2 separate regions of the Homo sapiens genome follow, and region 2 is linked to region 1. The links are chromatin contacts, found by Hi-C or POLR2A ChIA-PET in ENCODE. All regions are on one chromosome and are shown on one strand. The core of a region is the stretch at or near the end of the contact, and the rest is flanking DNA. Distances in the headings are between cores, read along the strand shown.

The links. A loop is a pair of places that touch in the nucleus more often than their neighbours do. ChIA-PET counts read pairs that join two places held with the same protein, here RNA polymerase II (POLR2A). Pooled maps may share reads with other maps.
Region 2: a loop to region 1 is called in a pooled map, with 9 times the contacts of the local background. The contact joins two enhancer-like sites. A Hi-C loop is called at or near these places in 1 of 37 single-sample maps with no recorded cell type and 10 of 50 pooled maps. POLR2A ChIA-PET finds 5 or more read pairs at or near these places in 1 of 52 experiments (activated naive CD4-positive, alpha-beta T cell).

Annotation. Positions count from the first base shown.
Region 1 is chr10:62,181,306-62,185,206 of GRCh38, forward strand. It overlaps a transcript of RTKN2 not described here. Among named protein-coding and RNA genes, the nearest start is that of LINC02621, 76 kb to the right of the region's middle. Within about 2 kb of position 2,231, at least 5 of the 41 ENCODE cell types and tissues checked have a DNase peak (open chromatin) inside an H3K27ac peak, as active enhancers do.
Region 2 is chr10:62,635,530-62,639,272 of GRCh38, forward strand. The region is part of intron 1 of LOC105378327 (a long non-coding RNA gene); the gene reads right to left. Among named protein-coding and RNA genes, the nearest start is that of ADO, 170 kb to the right of the region's middle. RefSeq lists enhancers at 1,753-1,842, 2,133-2,372, 2,383-2,612. Within about 2 kb of position 1,987, at least 20 of the 41 ENCODE cell types and tissues checked have a DNase peak (open chromatin) inside an H3K27ac peak, as active enhancers do.

The sequences.
Region 1 (3,901 bases), core at 981-3,480:
AGGGAATACAGAGTGAGTTTGGGGATGGAGTTGCAATTTTAAGAGGGGCTAGAGAAGGACTGATTGAGAAAGTTACATTTAAATTAAGACTTGAGGCCGGGCGTGGTGGCTCACGCCTGTAATCCCAGCACTTTGGGAGGCTGAGGAGGGCGGATCACGAGGTCAGGAGATCGAGACCATCCTGGCTAACACGGTGAAACCCCGTCTCTACTAAAAATACAAAAAATCAGCCGGGCACGGTGGTGGGCGCCTGTAATCCCAGCTACTTGGGAGGCTGAGGCAAAAGAATGGCGAGAACCTGGGAGGCGGAGCTTGCAGTGAGTGGGGATACCGCCACAGCAGTCTGGCCTGGGCGAAAGAGTGAGACTTCGTCTCAAAAAAAAAAAAAAAAAAAAAAAAAAAGACTTGAATGAAGTGATGATAGTTGGTGTAAGAGCATTCCAGGAAGAGGAAACAGCAAGTGCAAGGCCCTGAGGCAAGAGCATGCCAGGCATGTTCAGGACAGCGCAAAAGCCAGTATATGTGGAACAAAGAGAGTGAAGTTTCTCTAGAGTAGCAGGAGATTAAGTCATATAGGTAATGGGGTCAGCAGACTGTGGACAGTCTTTTACTTCAGCTTTTACTCTGAATTAACTGGGGAGCATTTGAATGTTTTTTGCGCATGGAAGGTATACGACCTGACTTGTGTTTTCACAGGATCCTTCTGTCTGCTATCCTGAGTATAGACAGTAGAAAGCTATGTAGTAGTAGGGAGACCAGTTAGAAGGCTATTGTAATAATTCAGGCAACAGATGCTAGTGGCTTGAGTTAGGGTGGAAGCAATGGAGATGGTGATAAGTGGTTGGATTCTGGAGATATTTTTAACATATACTCAATAAGATTTGCTGGTGAATTAGATAGATGGTGTTTTGGATAGAGAGGAACCAAAGATGACTTAAAGGTTTTGACCTGAGCAACTGGAAGGATCGAGTTGGTGTTTACTAGATGAATAAAACTGTGAGAAGGTCAGAATTGGAACAGAATAGCAGAAGATCTTTTTAAAGTTTGAAATGACTACTATGCTTCCAAGTGCAGCAATTTAATAGGAGCTGCAACACACAAGTTAAGTCCTCACTTAACGTCATCAGTAGGTACTTGGAAACTTCAGCTTTAAGGAAACACACAATGGAACCAAATTACTGCAGGCTAATTGATATAAACAAGAGCTAAGTTCCTATGGCATATTTCTGGTCACAAAAACATCACCAAACTTCTAAAGAGTAAAACACTTCTAATATTAAACACTGAAATAAATGCGAACTATATATACTTTTAAGAAAGATTAATAAAAACAAGATAATTATTACCCAATTATTCCAGATGAGGGTTGAGGGTGGCCAGAGTCCACCCCAGCAGCTCAGGGTGCAAAGCGGAAGCCACCCTGGCCAGGACGCCATACCCTAGCAGGGGGCACCTCACACACACACCCACACAGGCTGGGACAATGTAGACACACCAATTCACCTGACATGCACATCTTTGGGATGTGGGAGGAAACCAGAATACCCAGAGAAAACCCACACAGACATGGGGAGAACATGGGAACTCCACACAGACAGGGGCCCCGGGCAGAAATCAATTTTTTTCCAATCAACAGTATAATGAAATGACACTGAATGGAATGATGTTATTTGAGGACCAACTGTCATTGCGTGTATGTATACATGTACACATTTTTATTTTACTTTTTATTAAGTCTTTATTATGTTATTATTTATTTATTTCAATAGGTTTTTGGGGGACCACATGGTGTTTGGTTACATGAGTAAGTTCTTTAGTGGTGATTTCTGAGATTTTGGTGCACCCATCACCCACATGCACACATTTCTAAATGCATAAAAAATTTTTGGAAATATACATTAAAAATTATTAACAGTGGTTACCTCTGGGTAATAGGAATCTTTGGAAACTGGCACTGGAATGTTAGAGGAGGAAGTAATATATGTTTTTGTTTTTTGATACCTTTCTGTATCATGTATGTACGTATATATGTATTACTATGTTCTATGTTACTTTTATGATTAAAAATTACTTAAAATTCTTGTGGTTGGTGAAATGAACCAAGTCACTGCAAACAGAAGTCTTACTAGGAAAGTCCACATTGGATCAGGGGTTTATAAGGTCCTTTCAAGCTCTGACATTGATTTCTGCAACTGGGTGTTAACTGGTAAGTCTCCCCGTCATTTCCTCCATAGGCTTCTGTGAAATTTGGTGTGTGAACAGCCTCTCTAATTCATCTGCTTCATCTTGAAAACAGTACCAAGAGCTCTCGGTGCTTAAATACCTCACAGGAAATTTGAGGTTGGATGAGATAAGGTGTTCAAATACTTTGAGTTACCACAAACACAGGTGCTCATGTAGGCACAATATTATGAGTCCTGGAATATTAACAGACCTAGTAAAAAGAAGCTGTTTCTGCCTTTTGATCACATAGGCATTTTGATACTCATGAACTCCATTTAGTCTGCGGTGGAATGAGTGTTTCTCCACAAACAGTATTAATTTTAGCATTTTTGTTCATGCCTTCTGTCAAACAAGATTTCTTCAGCCTTTGATTTTTATCAAGATTCACTTTATTCTTCAAAGCATTTAATTCAAGGTTCACTCCATCAGTGGGTGGATTAGTTGAGTAACTGAAATACCAGTGTTGAATGCCATAGTAGTTATAATATTTCTCTTCACAGGAGATATATTTACCAAAGTCATGTACTAATGAACAATGAAGTGACTGTCCAAATAGCAGACACCTGGTAAACACTGAATGGAAAATAAACATGGACAGCTCTACAAAATGTTTACTCAATGACTCTTAAATATTCTTCTAAGGTCACTATTATGTGTCAGGTGCCGTACTGGGTGCTAGGAATACAGGAAGGAGACGCGTTGTCTTTTCCCTCATGAAGCTTACATTCTACTAGAGAAATGTCACATTGTATTTTAAATTTTTCACACTGGTTCTAATGAAGTATTTGAGAAGCTATGTGAAGAGGAATTTGGAAGTTGCTGGCAGTTTCTGGAGATTATGTAGTTGATTACTATTATTCTGAAAAACAAAAAAAATCACCTTTAGTCACCCACAGAGGTAAAGAGAAAACCAGAAAGTCACCACCAATCAGAATCACAAAAGGCAGTCAGTGGAAAAGATTGCAAGTTTCAGGAAAAATGAGTTGTCTTAATATGTAAAAAAGCCTTTCTTAGAACTGGAACTTACAAGAAATGGGCTGAAAATTCTAAAAGCAAACAACCTTAAAGAATAATGTCAAACAGAGGCTGGATATTCATGAATATGATTGGTTGGGAGCATGGCTTCCGCCTACAGAAAGAGGTTGAAGTAGATTACCTCTGAGGAGCCTTCCTAGTCTAATTGAATAAGTACTGCAGTTATGAAATTATATTTTCTCTAGAGAACCCTTTCTCAACAACCAAATAACCCAAGTCGCTAATATTCTATTTATATTTTATAATTTCTTAACCAAGATCTCAAATAAGAACTAAGTAAAGAAAAAAACAGGCCTTGTTAGTTACTGAAGAGTAAATAGAAGTATAGTTTTCACTAGACAGTCTTGCCTGAAGCTCAATTAGAAATCTTACCATTCACTGGTAAAACATCTGCCAAAGTTAACAGGTAAACCACTAATTGGTAAGCGGTCACTCCAGGGCCCCTGCCATCATCACCATCCCCAACTCCCAGGAAATCTTGCAAAAAATTTTCCCATTGTTCTGCCTCCCTTTTCTAACTAATTTGCCAGCCAAATTTCTGTTTTCAGTACTAACTTTAGATGACTCTCCTCTCATGACAGCTTGACTTGTCACTCCTTATTTCTATAATCTATCAAAAATAGGACCTCCACAGTTAAAAAAA
Region 2 (3,743 bases), core at 737-3,236, 450 kb after region 1:
AACAATAACGTGGCTGCCTCACATAGCGTGGTGGACACCTGGCACCACCACCTCCCAGGACACATGCTCACCACCCTGGGTCTCTGTGCTTGTTTCCCCTGACATGGCCAAGACTCTACCCCCATTTCCATTTTGACAGCTTTCTTGTCTAAGTTCTTCTTTAAAGGTTTATTAGGGTATCATGACATTGTTGATTGCTGTTTAGCATTGATTATTAGTATTAGCCCTGCTTATTGAAAAACTTTGAGAGAGTCTTATATTTCTAAGATTTCATCTAGACCTCAAATGCCCTTACGGTGTAAGCCCAGCTACAGCAGAGGTAGAATCTGAGCAGGGAGGGGAGAGTGGCTGCAAAATCTTGGAGGAAAATGAAAGGACAGAATACAATAAAAGAATACTCAAGACTGTAATGCCAAAGCCCTCAGCCCAGGGCCTGCAACACAGTGAGAAGTTCTCAGTAGTCAAAATCCACCTTTCTTGTCCTATGACACTACCCTGCCTTGTTTGGTTGTGAAATAACTTTCAGACAAAATCAGTAGTTCTAAATATTTTGGTGAAGCTCTTTCCTCCTTCTCCTGGGCAAGCCTTCCGCGTGCATTGCCTCCACTCACTCACCTCCCATTTCCACCTATGCTAATTTCACCTCCACACCCAGGGCCACACTGTGGCTTCACTGCATCAAGATCACCAAGTGCTCTATCCAGTGCATGCTTTTAGTCTTCGTCTCACTGGCCTCCCTGAAGCGTGTGACACTGTGGACCAGTCTTATCCTCTTGAAACCCTCTCTCCTGCCTTCCTTGACACAAATTTCTCCTCTTCTCCTTGGCAGTTGCCCTTTCTGGCTCTTCCATCTTTGCCCACAACTTTGAGTTGACGAATTGAGGGACTGTCCTTGACCTTCTGCCCTTCCCACAGGACAGGGCCTCCCCTGCCATGCTTTCAACAGCCACCTGCTCACCAATGGCTCTCATGTTTTTCTCCTCATCCCTGACCTATCTTTTGTGCGTCAAACCCACATAAGCAACTGCACATTGGGCCTCTCCACTTCGGTGTCCCACAAGCATCTCAAATTCAACATGCACAACACAGAATTAGTTGTCTTACACCCCTTTCGTTCCATGTCTTCTATAGTCACTCAAACCAGAATCCTGGGTGGCATCTTACATGTCTCGTTTTCCTTTAACTCTCAACCCTCTCCCTCTACTACCCAATCACCAAATCTTGGTAATTCTCTCCTTCTCTAATCCTTCCACTCTTCCACTCCCTTATTTGCAAACTTCACATCTTTCTTGAATTATTTTAACAGCCTCCCAACTACTTTTCTTGCCTTCTGTCTCAACCAGGCTTATTCTCCCCACAGATACTCAAGCGACCTTTTTAAAATGAAAGTCTAATAAGCCTCTGCCTTACTTAAAGTCTAGCCAGTAGCTTCCCATTGCCTATGTGGTAGAATAAAAACCCCATTGTAGGGCCTGCAGGGGGCTCTGTGATCTGCCTCCTATATTTCATCTCTGCTCTTCCCCCTTCCTTCTCTCCAACTTATACTCTGGCCATCAGAGTTCTAGAAGTTCCCCCAGAGCATCATGCTTTTCAATGTATTTGCAAAGGCAAAAAAAAAAAAATACACTTGCGTTTCATTCCCACCTAGACAGCGCCTACTTCTTCATGAAGGCCTAGTCCAAGCATTCTCTCTTTAGTCTTCTATAACTTTCCCCATCCCCCCAACTCCTCTCCCCTCCTTAGAGAACTGCCCACTTTCTCCGATCTGCCACAGTGTATATATCTTCGGAAGGCATCTACCACACTTATTTACATGTCTGTCTCTCTGCTAGACTGAAAACTCCTTCAGGGTGGGGATGATCTCTTAATAGTCTTTACTCTCACCCCTGTGCACAGATCCTGCCATAAAACAGTTAGAGAACATAGCACCCCACTCTCCATCAAATCAACCAGAACTGAAAGCTCAGGAAGCTGCGTTTGACGGCTTCACTTTTAGTTTCAGTTGCTCAGTCTGGGCAGCTCAGAGCAGCTTCCTGAGCCTCCACCAGTTCAGAAAGCATCCAATCTGCAGTGAAGTGTGCACTGTCATTTGTTGAGCAGGAGCTCACAGTGATCCTGCTGATAGGGAGGCCTTTGCCGCCTTTCGCCCAAACCCCATGCCCTCTGGACTATGCATCTTAAAGGTCATGGTCATGGGCGGTCCTTATCAATCAAAGCATCAGGCGGAGAAAAAAACCCCATTCTGGGATATGGTGAGACATGTCGGTTTCAAAACATTGCAGATTGTTAAATGAGTAATGTTAATGTGATCTCAGAATAGTAAATACAACCCCACAAGGAAAAGATATTAGCTGCATTATCTGGAAGGAAAACAAGAAAGGAAAGCAACATTTGGCTGCAAAAACTATGAAAGAGATGTCTGTATGGTGATTCAAGTTCTACTAGGGCAGGTAAATTGCATTTTTCTGATTGTCTGCCCACTCTCCTCCCCCCACCCCATGTGGGGACATGCACTCCCTCATTAAATCTCTTCTCTGGGGTAGGGTATGGGACTTGGGGGAAGTGAAGGGAAGCGGGGAGCATACACATAGAGGAAGAAAACAAAGGCCTTCATTTTCTAAAAATATCACTCACTATGATTGAGAAAGAGTTTCTCAAGAAATGCGAATGTCCTGCACAGGAAGTAACACTTCATCACACGGCTAATAATCAGCCACGTGCTTGTCAGGGTTAGGTTTTTCCCTTCTGTGGTGAAAAGGTGGCTCCAGGCAAGCCTGGATATCTTTCCCGCCAGCCTGATAGTTATTTAAACACATTCAGCTCTTATCTTCCAAAATGTGTGAGTGTGCTACTCCCATTACATCAAATTCATGTGGAAGACTCTCAGTGGCGGGGGATGGGGGAGTCTGCAATTTTAAAGGGTTTATGTGGGGCCAGACTACCGTTCCCCCACCCCAAATTGTCTTTTCCACACTGAAGCAGCTTGCAGGGGCCTGAATATTTATCCAGTTAAACAAAATGTACTTTCCTTCCACCCTCTAGCTCAGCAGATTTTGCCCCTTCTCTCTCTGAGGCCTGGTTCTTCCCCAGAATCCAGCATCATTAAGGTCCCTTATCCTTAAAGAAAAGAGTTAGGTCAGCGAATTCACTCCAAGATATTGGCAACTCACTATGTCCGCTAATTACATTTAAAGGAGAGAGAAGTACTTTACCCAAAGTAATGACTCTCTGATGGTGAAGTTTCTGGTCTTACCACGGGAGCCGGTGAGACTTTCCAGTGCCTCTCAAGTCTTACTACATTGGTGACCATCGATGATGTCTGACCCTCATGCCAGGGTCATAGCTCATTCCCTGATAAGGGTCTGGTTGCTTTCATCAGGATTATCAAGTTGCTTTTATGCAGTGCATTTTTTGTACAGCTTTTTTTCAGAAGCACTTGGTAGATAAATTAAATCCCAAGGGTCCTTGCCCCTTGCCCAAAGATCCTTAGCATACGCCTCTCCATCCAGAACTCCTTTGACAGAGAGGATCCAGGTTGAGGAGGGGTGAGGAGGTTTCCACCATGTGAGCTCTTAGGTGTGCCAGTCTTGAAGACTTAAATCATATGGTAATCCTACAACAGATACATGAAGCTCCTCATTCATTAATTTATTCGAGTATCACTTATTAAGCTTCCACTCTGTGCCAGCCATTGCTCCAGAGAGTCACCAAAGAACCAGACTGACAAAGTTTCTGCTCTGATG